2 separate regions of the Homo sapiens genome follow, and region 2 is linked to region 1. A link is a loop called in an ENCODE intact Hi-C map of the cell type or tissue named here. Cell type or tissue: body of pancreas. All regions are shown on one strand. Each heading gives the region's core, and the rest is flanking DNA. Links, peaks and the distances in the headings are about the cores only. Region 1 overlaps OSBPL2 (oxysterol binding protein like 2). Region 2 overlaps OSBPL2 (oxysterol binding protein like 2).

Region 1 (4,378 bases), core at 192-4,191:
CTGACACCTCATCCCTCCCTGCGTGTCCAAGCCTAGCGTGGGCAATGCTTCTCAGCTAGCATTTCAGCCTTGACACATCCACTTTGCAAACTCAGCCCATGCATCACCCGGACGCCTAGAAGCCCTCACCCCACTGACACCCAGCTGGCCACCAGGCCACAATCTCGTTTCTTTTGCAAAAAAACAAAACTTAACTAAAACAAAGACTCAACATTTCACAGCTTCAGAGCTGAGCTTAGACTCTCCCATGGCACTGGAAATGTCATCTGTCCAGTGTCGTCCCTATGGGCCACAGGTGGCTACAAGCACTTGAAACGTGAGGGAGAACTGAATGCTGGATGCTAATCAGCTGAATTGACTTCACTTCAACAGCCACCCACGGCAGTGGCGCCCATCCTGGACACAGCGTCCCGGGGCCCCATGGGGCTGAGCCATCATGGGACCATGCCCTGCCTGTGACCAGCCCCACCAGAGGGTGGAGGAAGATGGAGGCGGCGGCAGCAGCGAGAGCAGAGGGCTTTGCCAGCCCCAGGCGCAGGTCCAGGCCTCTGCGAGGAGACGCGGGAATGGCAGCCGGCCCCGCGCCACAGCTACCTCTCAAACACCAACCCCACAACGATGGAGGGCCGTCAAGGACACCGCCAGGCCAGGCCCCATTCCTCCTTCCCAGACCTCCCTGGATTGCTCCGTCTGTGCTCACTGAAACACGCCTTCTGCCAATTGTCGAGGAAAAAAATCAAGCCTTAATATTCCTGTCATTGTAAAAGCTTAACGGTTATTTTTACAGATTTTGTATAAATTTAGAACCAAATAAACAAGTCATATGCCATTCACAACAATGACCTTTTTTAACAAGGGGTATGTGCACGGCTGTCTGTCCTCGTCACCATCTGCAGCCCGTCACGAGTGAGGCACGTACGACTGGCCGCTCAGGCCTTTGCCCTTAAATGCACTGTGTTTTGGTGGCAATGGGATGGAATCAAGAGTGACCTTTATTGAACACTGGTTCTTGATCCTTTAGCCAAATAAGGTTAAGTCCAACTGCATCAGAAGCTCCAGGAGACAGCCCTTCTGAGCACAGAACCAGCTGGCTCTAGGTCTGCGCTTTTTAACCTGAACAACCTCTCCGCCTTCTTCAGGCCTGTATGGTTCTTCTTAGCGTGGGGCTCTACGTGGCTCATCACAAACCAGCTCCCTAACACCACACAGAATGTAACACGCCTTAGCTGAAGAACAGGTTTCAGGCCGGGCGCGGTGGCTCACGCCTGTCATCCCAGCACTTTGGGAGGCCACGGCAGGCAGATCACTTGAGGTCAGGAGCTCAAGACCAGCTGGGCAACATGGCAAAACCCCATCTCTACTAAAAATACAAAAAAATTACAGGTGGCACATGCCTGTAGTCCCAGCTACTCAGAAGGCTGAGGCACAAGAATCACTTGAACCCATGAGGCGGAGGTTGCAGTGAGCCGAGATCGCGCCACTGCACTTCAGCCTGGGCGACAGAGGCAAGACACCGTCTCAAAAAAAAAAAAAAAGAACAGATTTCAGCCCTTTATCCTAAGACACCAGCGTGGACACACGAATGGCTCAACCCTGACTCGGGAAGGCCCTGTGCTACGCGTGCCAGCCAGGCAAACTTGCCAGGTGCACATGAGGACTCTGCATCAGTCCAGAATTCACGCAGGAAGTTTCTACACTGAGAAAGGCAGGTGAACCTCTCCCACTGTGCAGACAGCAGCACCCCCACTGTTTACCATTCTCCATGCCAAGAGGGTGACCTTGAGAGGCAGGCAAAGGTGAGCCCGGCTTGGTCCCAAGAAGCAGCTGTGGGGAGTGGCAAACCTTCCCACTGGGCCTCGCGGCCAGTGTGGCCCGACGTCCCGGAAGCGGAGCCTAGCGCCCCACTCACCACAGTCAACTCCCTCAAGTCTTGTCGCTGACTTAACTGCTTCCTGTGGAATATTAATTGCCAAAAATACACCACGCACCTCGAGGAACATTACCTTGTAATGCAGTACGATGTATTTCCAAACACACAAGATGAATGCAAGCGCTTCCGTACAAAAACATGTGTTTTAATCAACCTTCTCCTTATGCAACACAATAAAAAGCTGTTCCAATGCGGCCCACGAGACTGGGTGGGAAGGCAATGGACAGGGCGCATGCCCCACAGCTCACGGGCGCCCTGCTCTCAGAAAGCCATGCCGGAGGGCAGGGAGAGCACTCCAAGGGCAGCAGCAGTCCAGCCAGCCCCCGACCCGCCGCCGCTGTGTATCTCTGATGATCAAAACCAACGGCCCCGAGAGGAGCCCAGCCTGCGGCTGCAGCTAGAGGAGAAGGAGACACCTTGTACCCACATCTCACAACCCAGCAAGGGCCACAGCAGGCGGAGGACGCGGTGAGGGAGTGGGAGGAAAATTAAGACAGCAAAGGGAAGTGAGTGACCCAGGTGAGAGGCTGTTGTCCTGCAGGGCTCCCGGCCTTCCCCAGGGCACCTGCCCAGCCAAGGAGTGGCTGGCTTGCTGGAGTGCGTCCTTGCCCTCTGGCCGCCTCCTTCTCTGTGGCCTCAGCTCCAGGCCCTCCTCACCATCGTGCCCATCTTCATCCTGTGCAGCCCTAATGGGGTCCACTGTGCTGAGAAACCTGTCACCCTAACATCAGACCTGCCCACGTGGCTGCCAACTGTGCTTCCTGAGCACCTACAGGCAGGGCTTCAAACCAAGGTCAGGGAAAACCACCAATCTCTAACCCCCCTACCCTCTGCAAAAAAAATTTTTTTTTAATTAAAAAATTTAAAAAAACAGGAAAAAAAATTTTTCGTTCATTTTTTTCCCCAGAATAATGACCCACATTATTCATATTCATGAAGTTCTCAAAGGGGTCCTTGATCTAAAAAAGGGTCCTGACCCCACCGTGGGCCTCCAGCACTTGGACTCCCCGCTGAGGACCCACCCCAGACCCTCCCGAGCTTGTTAAACACATCTCTTCCTGGGCCCCTCCCGGGAAACCCAGGCTCAGTGAAGCTGGGGCTGGGCCTTGAACCCACACTTTTTAAAAAGTTCCCCCAGCTTTTCTGATGAGAAGCAGGGGTGAAAACTCCATGATGTTAACCCAGGAGCCTTCTACCCTGACAGCCGAGCCACTGAAGAGGCGGAGCTGCCGGGCAGGCGCTGCGGGGCAGGCGCTGCGGGGCAGGGGCTGCGGGGCAGGCGCTAGGGCTCCTCGGGCACCTCTGCACTGGGACCCCTCCCCTGGCCCCAGCTCAGGCACTGCCCTGGCTCTGCTTCCGCTCAGGTGTTCCAGCATTTCCCACAGGTGAGACTTACTTGGAAGACGGGTGATGATTACAGCGAGACTCCCAGCTCTGCTACATCATCAAGAGAGGCCAAGCCAGAGCCAGGGCACTCGCAGGAGCTCGCCACCACAGACGCAGCCCGTGTCCTCTTTCACAGTAAGAGGGTAGCCCCACGCCCTGTGCGCACCTGACACCTGCCGTCATTATCGGAGTCACCGAAATGTCACTGAATCACAGTCCCCCTAGTTTTAAGGCAATAATGGAAGTTGCTCTCTGGCCGAGCACAGTGGCACAAGGTCCCAGGTTACAGGGGGCTCTTTCTCACGATCAGCCTTGGATCAGCCTTAGGTTTATTCAGTACAAAGCACAGGCACTCACTTCCACACCATAGTCCTCCTTCCTCTACAGCTGCCTCCGTCTTTTCTGGAACCAAAACTCCACACAACTCCCTACACACTACAGTCCTCCCTGCCTGGTGCTCCTCCAAGAACTCCCCGTATGAGCCCACAACAGGCGCTCTCTGGGCACCCCTGAAGGTTGCAGTCCCAGCGCCTTTGATAAAGAAATGTGCTCAGTGTCTGCTCAGCCAAGAGCCCCTCAGACCCTTCCCACCCCTGACTTGCCTCAGCGTCGGGGCCACAGCCCCCAGGCCCTCAGTGCGCAGGTGAGAAGTACACACCTTACACCCAGGAGAGAGGCCTGATGACCGCCACAAGCCCTGAGGGTGCGGGAACCTCTTCAGGCCCCAAACTATGGAGCCAGCCACTAGCTCAACAGGACTGATCCCAGAGTTTGTTTCTCAAAATACATCAAGCGAGTGTTCCACTGAAAACAGAAGGCAAGCAAAGAGAAACAGCCACAAACATCAGGCACGAGTCTCAGATCCAGTCCCTTATAAAAGCTCACTTCCACCACTCAGCTCAACTCAGAGGTCACAGGATTTGCATCAGCAGAAGCTCCAGCGGAAAGAATGTGGATGCTGTGACATTCTGCTGAATGATCCCAAGTTCTTTTCTGAATCTGGAAGGAAAAGGAAAGAAGTGCCAAAAAGTTCACGCAAACAGTGCTGTGAGCTATTTAACA
Region 2 (4,378 bases), core at 272-4,271, 52 kb before region 1:
TCTGTGGGGCAGACCAGGCAGTGTGGGAGGAGCCTCTGGCTCCGGGCTCAGGCAATGGTGGTGGAGCCCCACAGCCAAACCCCTGGAGCATTCCGAGAGCATGGACGTCTTGTGGACCGTGTGTCCCTCTGCCCCAGCCACACTGACCACTGGGACGACTGAGTCTGCTCAGCTTACGCTCCTGAAAAGCACGAAGGTGCTGGGGCAACTTACGGCAGAAGGCAGGCAGCTGAAACCTGGGGCACCGGGCCCTTCGCTGCTTCTAGCAGTAGCGTCCCCCCGCCAGGGGAGGGGGGTCCATCAGAGCCTCCTGCTGCTTGGAGAACCTGGGTGCTCCACCCATCACATGTGCCGCCCGACAGGTGTCACGAGTGTCCCCCAGCCCCCTCTCCACAGGGCAGTTTTTGGAAATGAGCCATTTGCTTGGCCAATCCTCAGGAACACGCGGTCCAAACTTCTGATAACCAGGCATGAGGACTCATCCTTAGCAGATTTGTAGCCCTTTTCAAAATGGCCAGAGCGGCTGAGATGGTGAAAAATTGCTCAGTGTAAAACAAAGGTCACCTGCTGCCCATCTTCAGAGAATCTTCATTCAAATCTTAGAGGTTAACATTTATTTTCACAGATGTGTACACAGCCCTCTGAAAAATCTGAGGATGACTGTGTTAATGCAGTTTGGCACTGACAGTTGTTAAATATTATAAAATAAGTGCGTTCTGCTGGCATCTTTTCTCAGCTGCCATGTCCTTGCTGCCTGCTGGGATGAATGGCACTGGAGGAGGAGCTGGGTGAAGGCACGGGGAGGGGTGAGGGCCTGCAAGGTGTGGGCGACAGGAAAGCCCGGCTGCACACCATCGCCCTCTGCAGAGCCACCGTCGTGCTCCTAAACATCTGGCCACGGCAGCCTGGCTCCCAAAGCTCACCAAGCGAAGGACCGACTGTGAAGTGAACTTCGTACCCAGAGCTGGCAAATGTGGCTTTCGCCTCACAGAAATTTTACATCAGCCTGTAGAAGACGGTGAGGAACCATCTTTTGAGGGGTCCGAGGGAGACCCAGCTCCCGTGCTGCCTGGCAAGCAGCAGGAGCCACCGCCACGTTCTCGGCCACGGCAGGGGCCCCGTCTTTTGTGTCCACTTTACACACAGGCAAGTCCAGATGTGGCCATCAAAGAAAACTGGGACCATCAGGACTTCCTGCAGATGGATCGAACTCTCCTCTGGGGTCCAGCTGCGCCCCTCGTCCACATCTGTGCTGGCTGGAGGGTCAGGGCTCCACTCTGCCCGACAAGCAGTCTGGTGCAGGGGACGCAAATGTCACACCCAGCAGGGCCCGGCACTTGGAGACCTGAACTCTGTCGCCCAGCTCAGTGGGAAGCTCACCAGAACTCGTAACTGTCTTTGCTTTGTTTTCCTTCACGGAAATGACAAGGACCTGTAAAACTTGTAAATCCCCATTTCTGCTGGGGAGAAATTTTCCCCAAAGAGCAGGATGCCTTGTGAGGAGGCCTCCAGGCGTTTCTCTTGTCCTGTTCTAACCTCCTGACCTTGTGTTCAGATGTGCCTGGCAAACCGGGGCAGGTCCTTGGTGTTCAAGGCCAATGCCCCAGATGGACAGCTCCATGCTCAGACACGTGGACAGTGGGGTGCCCGGAGGCCACCAGGGTGGCATGTGGCACTTCTCCAAGTGCCGGGCCCTGCTGGGTCTGACATTTGCGTCCCCTGCACCAGACTGCTTGTCGGGCAGAGTGGAGCCCTGACCCTCCAGCCAGCACAGATGTGAGCTCTGGGGATGGCGTCTGGAAGGGGTGGTGGTGACCGGGAGCACCTGCAGGCACCACTCTTCCTGTACCGGCTTTCCCACTTGCCGCCGGAGGCTGGGAAACTCACGGTACACACAGGCACCTCCCCACGACCAAGGCATCTGGGCCGCTGGCTCGCTCTCCTCCCAGACAGCAGTCTCGGGAGGGTCTGGCTTCAGGACAGCCTGCACCAGCAAAATGCCGGATGTCCATCAGGGCTGGGGACCAGGGCCAGCTGTCCCCCACTTCCCACAACCCAAGCCTCGCCCGGTGAGAAGGCTGCAGGTGTTGGTGACACCCGACCCTTCACCGTCCTTGGACACTAGGGCAGGGCAGACGTCGCCACGTGGCCAGCGACTCAGATCCACACCGTCATCCCAGGTGAGCCTGGTGAGCAGCAGCATGTGCTATGTTGCCAACACGTGCTTTGCATGTGGCTCTCCGTGCTTTGCATATGGCTCTCCGGGAGGCATGCCTGTTCACCGTTCTGTCTCCAGCAGCTCACAATACATACACCCTGAACCAATGACCATAGAACCGAATTCTCATTTCAATTAGCAATAGAATCCAACCAAGGTATTAGGTTCTGTTGGGGAATAAGCTTGCTAGGTTTTTCATTCTGTAAGGACATCCTACATGACAGGATTAATTTTTTAAAAGAACCAAGGGCCTGGCACAGTGGCTCACACCTGTAATCCCAGCACTTTGGGAGGCTGAGGCAGGAGGATTGCTTGAGCCCAGGAGTTCAAGACCAGCTTGGGCAACACAGTGAGATCCTGTCTCTACAAAATTGTTTTAAAAAAATAGCTGGGTTTGGTGGCATGTGCCTATGGTCCTAGCTACTTGGGAGGCTGAGGCTGGAGGACTGCTTGAGCCCAGGATGTCGAGGCTGCAGTGAGCTATGACTGCACCACTGCACTCGAGCCTGGGCAACTGACCCTATCTCTAAAAGTGAATAAAGCACCAAGACCCTTGGTCAAGGCCATACTCACACCCAAACGCGTGGCCCACGAGAAGGCCATCACTTTCCACACATTAAGTGGTGGCCATCTTTATTAGAGATGTTTAACATTCAATAGATATCCAAGGTGACAAAAGTTAGGTCATGGTTTATGTGTTAGCATTTGCAGAAACAGTAACAAAAAGTAGTAAAAAGTTAAAATAACCTCGACACACAGCCGCTTTTGCCATCAGCCTTCCTACCGTTCTTCCTCCACCTCTGGTTTGGTGTCTGTCCTCAAGGACAGCAGAAGAGGGGCTGTCTGTGCAGCCAACCAGCCCCTGAAATACCAGGAGCCTGGTCCTAGAAGAGGACTTGGAAACAAACCCGTGGGCAAATTATCTTAACCAGTAACAAGTGGAATGATCAGTAAGAACTCGTTAAACCTCCCTAAATGCAGTCACTTTCAATGTGTCTGAGTCTCACCTCTGGATGTTCTCAGCTTGCAACCTTTCTTGGAGAAGGAGCCGGTTCACAACCACAGTCTGGAAAAGCAGATGACCCTCCACCAGAGGCACCTGGGCTCCACATTCCAGCCATCGGGGAATTTCAAAGTCTCCTCTTTGAATAACGCCACAATCCTGAATCCTCAGACCCAGCTACCAGTCACGGAGCGGTTCTGTTCAGACACTTTTGAGTGGCTGGTACGGAGCTCATAGGCCCCGAGGATGACACAGGACTCGGCACCAAACACCATCGCTTCCAGCTTCCAAAGCTACAAAATCAAGCTTTCAAAACGAGTGTTCACTTCCAGAAGTGCTTCCGTCACAGGTGTGATGTGGACGCCAAGACACACGCAGGTGGCACCTGTCACTCAGAAGTGCCGGCCTGAGTAACCTGGACTCCATGCAACCGCGTGTCAGCGTGTGCATGAGTGTGTGCGTGCGTGCACACAACCGACGGTCTTTCAAAGTGCTCCACTGTGATCTCTCGTGTTGACAATTCTACATGAAAAAAAATCAGTCACGGCCAGGCGCAGTGGCTCACGCCTGTAATCCCAGCACTTTGGGAGGTTGAGGCAGGCAGACTACTTGAGGTCGGGAGTTTGAGACCAGCCTGACCAACATGGTGAAAACCCGTGTCTACTAAAAATACAAAATCAGCCAGGTGTGGTGGCGCGTGCCTGTAATCCCAGCTACTTGGGAGGCTGAGGCAGGAGAATCGCTTGAACCCGGGAGGCGGAGGTTGCGGTGAGCCGAGATCATGCCATTGCACTCCAGCCTGGGCAACAAGAGTGAAACTCCGTCTCAAAAAAAAAAAAAAAAGGAAAGAAAAGAAAAAAAAATCAGTCACTTGATAAAGGTGAATGCTGAGATGGACACATACCTATTTTTGGTTAAATAACTTTAATTACACCACTGTAAGTAGATTCTGCCTCTGACCCTCCCACAGGACACAACCGGATGTGATTCTTGTCACTTCTATTTTAAACATGCATACTGGGAAAAACAGAAACACAAGAGTGCTATGGGTACACGCGACGTGTGAGAAGAAAGGAACCCCCTGGAGACACGGACGCGGTGTGCGGTGACAGCCAGGCCTCACTGACAACAGGGCAGCGAATCGCAGCCGGGACGCC

The links. A loop is a pair of places that touch in the nucleus more often than their neighbours do. Peaks named below come from ENCODE experiments on the same cell type or tissue, not always from the same donor. Only the 100,000 strongest peaks of a DNase experiment are listed, where the experiment ranks them.
Region 2: a loop joins it to region 1, with 2.1 times the contacts of the local background. A loop is called at or near these places in 23 of 110 quality-filtered maps.

Annotation. Positions count from the first base shown.
Region 1 is chr20:62,242,258-62,246,635 of GRCh38, reverse strand. The region is part of intron 1 of OSBPL2 (oxysterol binding protein like 2); the gene reads right to left. Among named protein-coding and RNA genes, the nearest start is that of OSBPL2, 5.9 kb to the right of the region's middle. RefSeq lists enhancers at 1,627-2,234, 2,235-2,843. In body of pancreas, for the core only: no CTCF peak of the experiment used is centred there; DNase peaks (open chromatin) are centred at 1,275, 1,815, 2,555 and 3,325; H3K27ac peaks cover 4,000 bases.
Region 2 is chr20:62,294,640-62,299,017 of GRCh38, reverse strand. It overlaps OSBPL2 (oxysterol binding protein like 2), which reads right to left. Exons shown (of 14, transcript NM_144498.4): 14 at 2,835-4,378. Among named protein-coding and RNA genes, the nearest start is that of ADRM1, 6.2 kb to the left of the region's middle. In body of pancreas, for the core only: no CTCF peak of the experiment used is centred there; DNase peaks (open chromatin) are centred at 867 and 2,057; H3K27ac peaks cover 3,152 bases.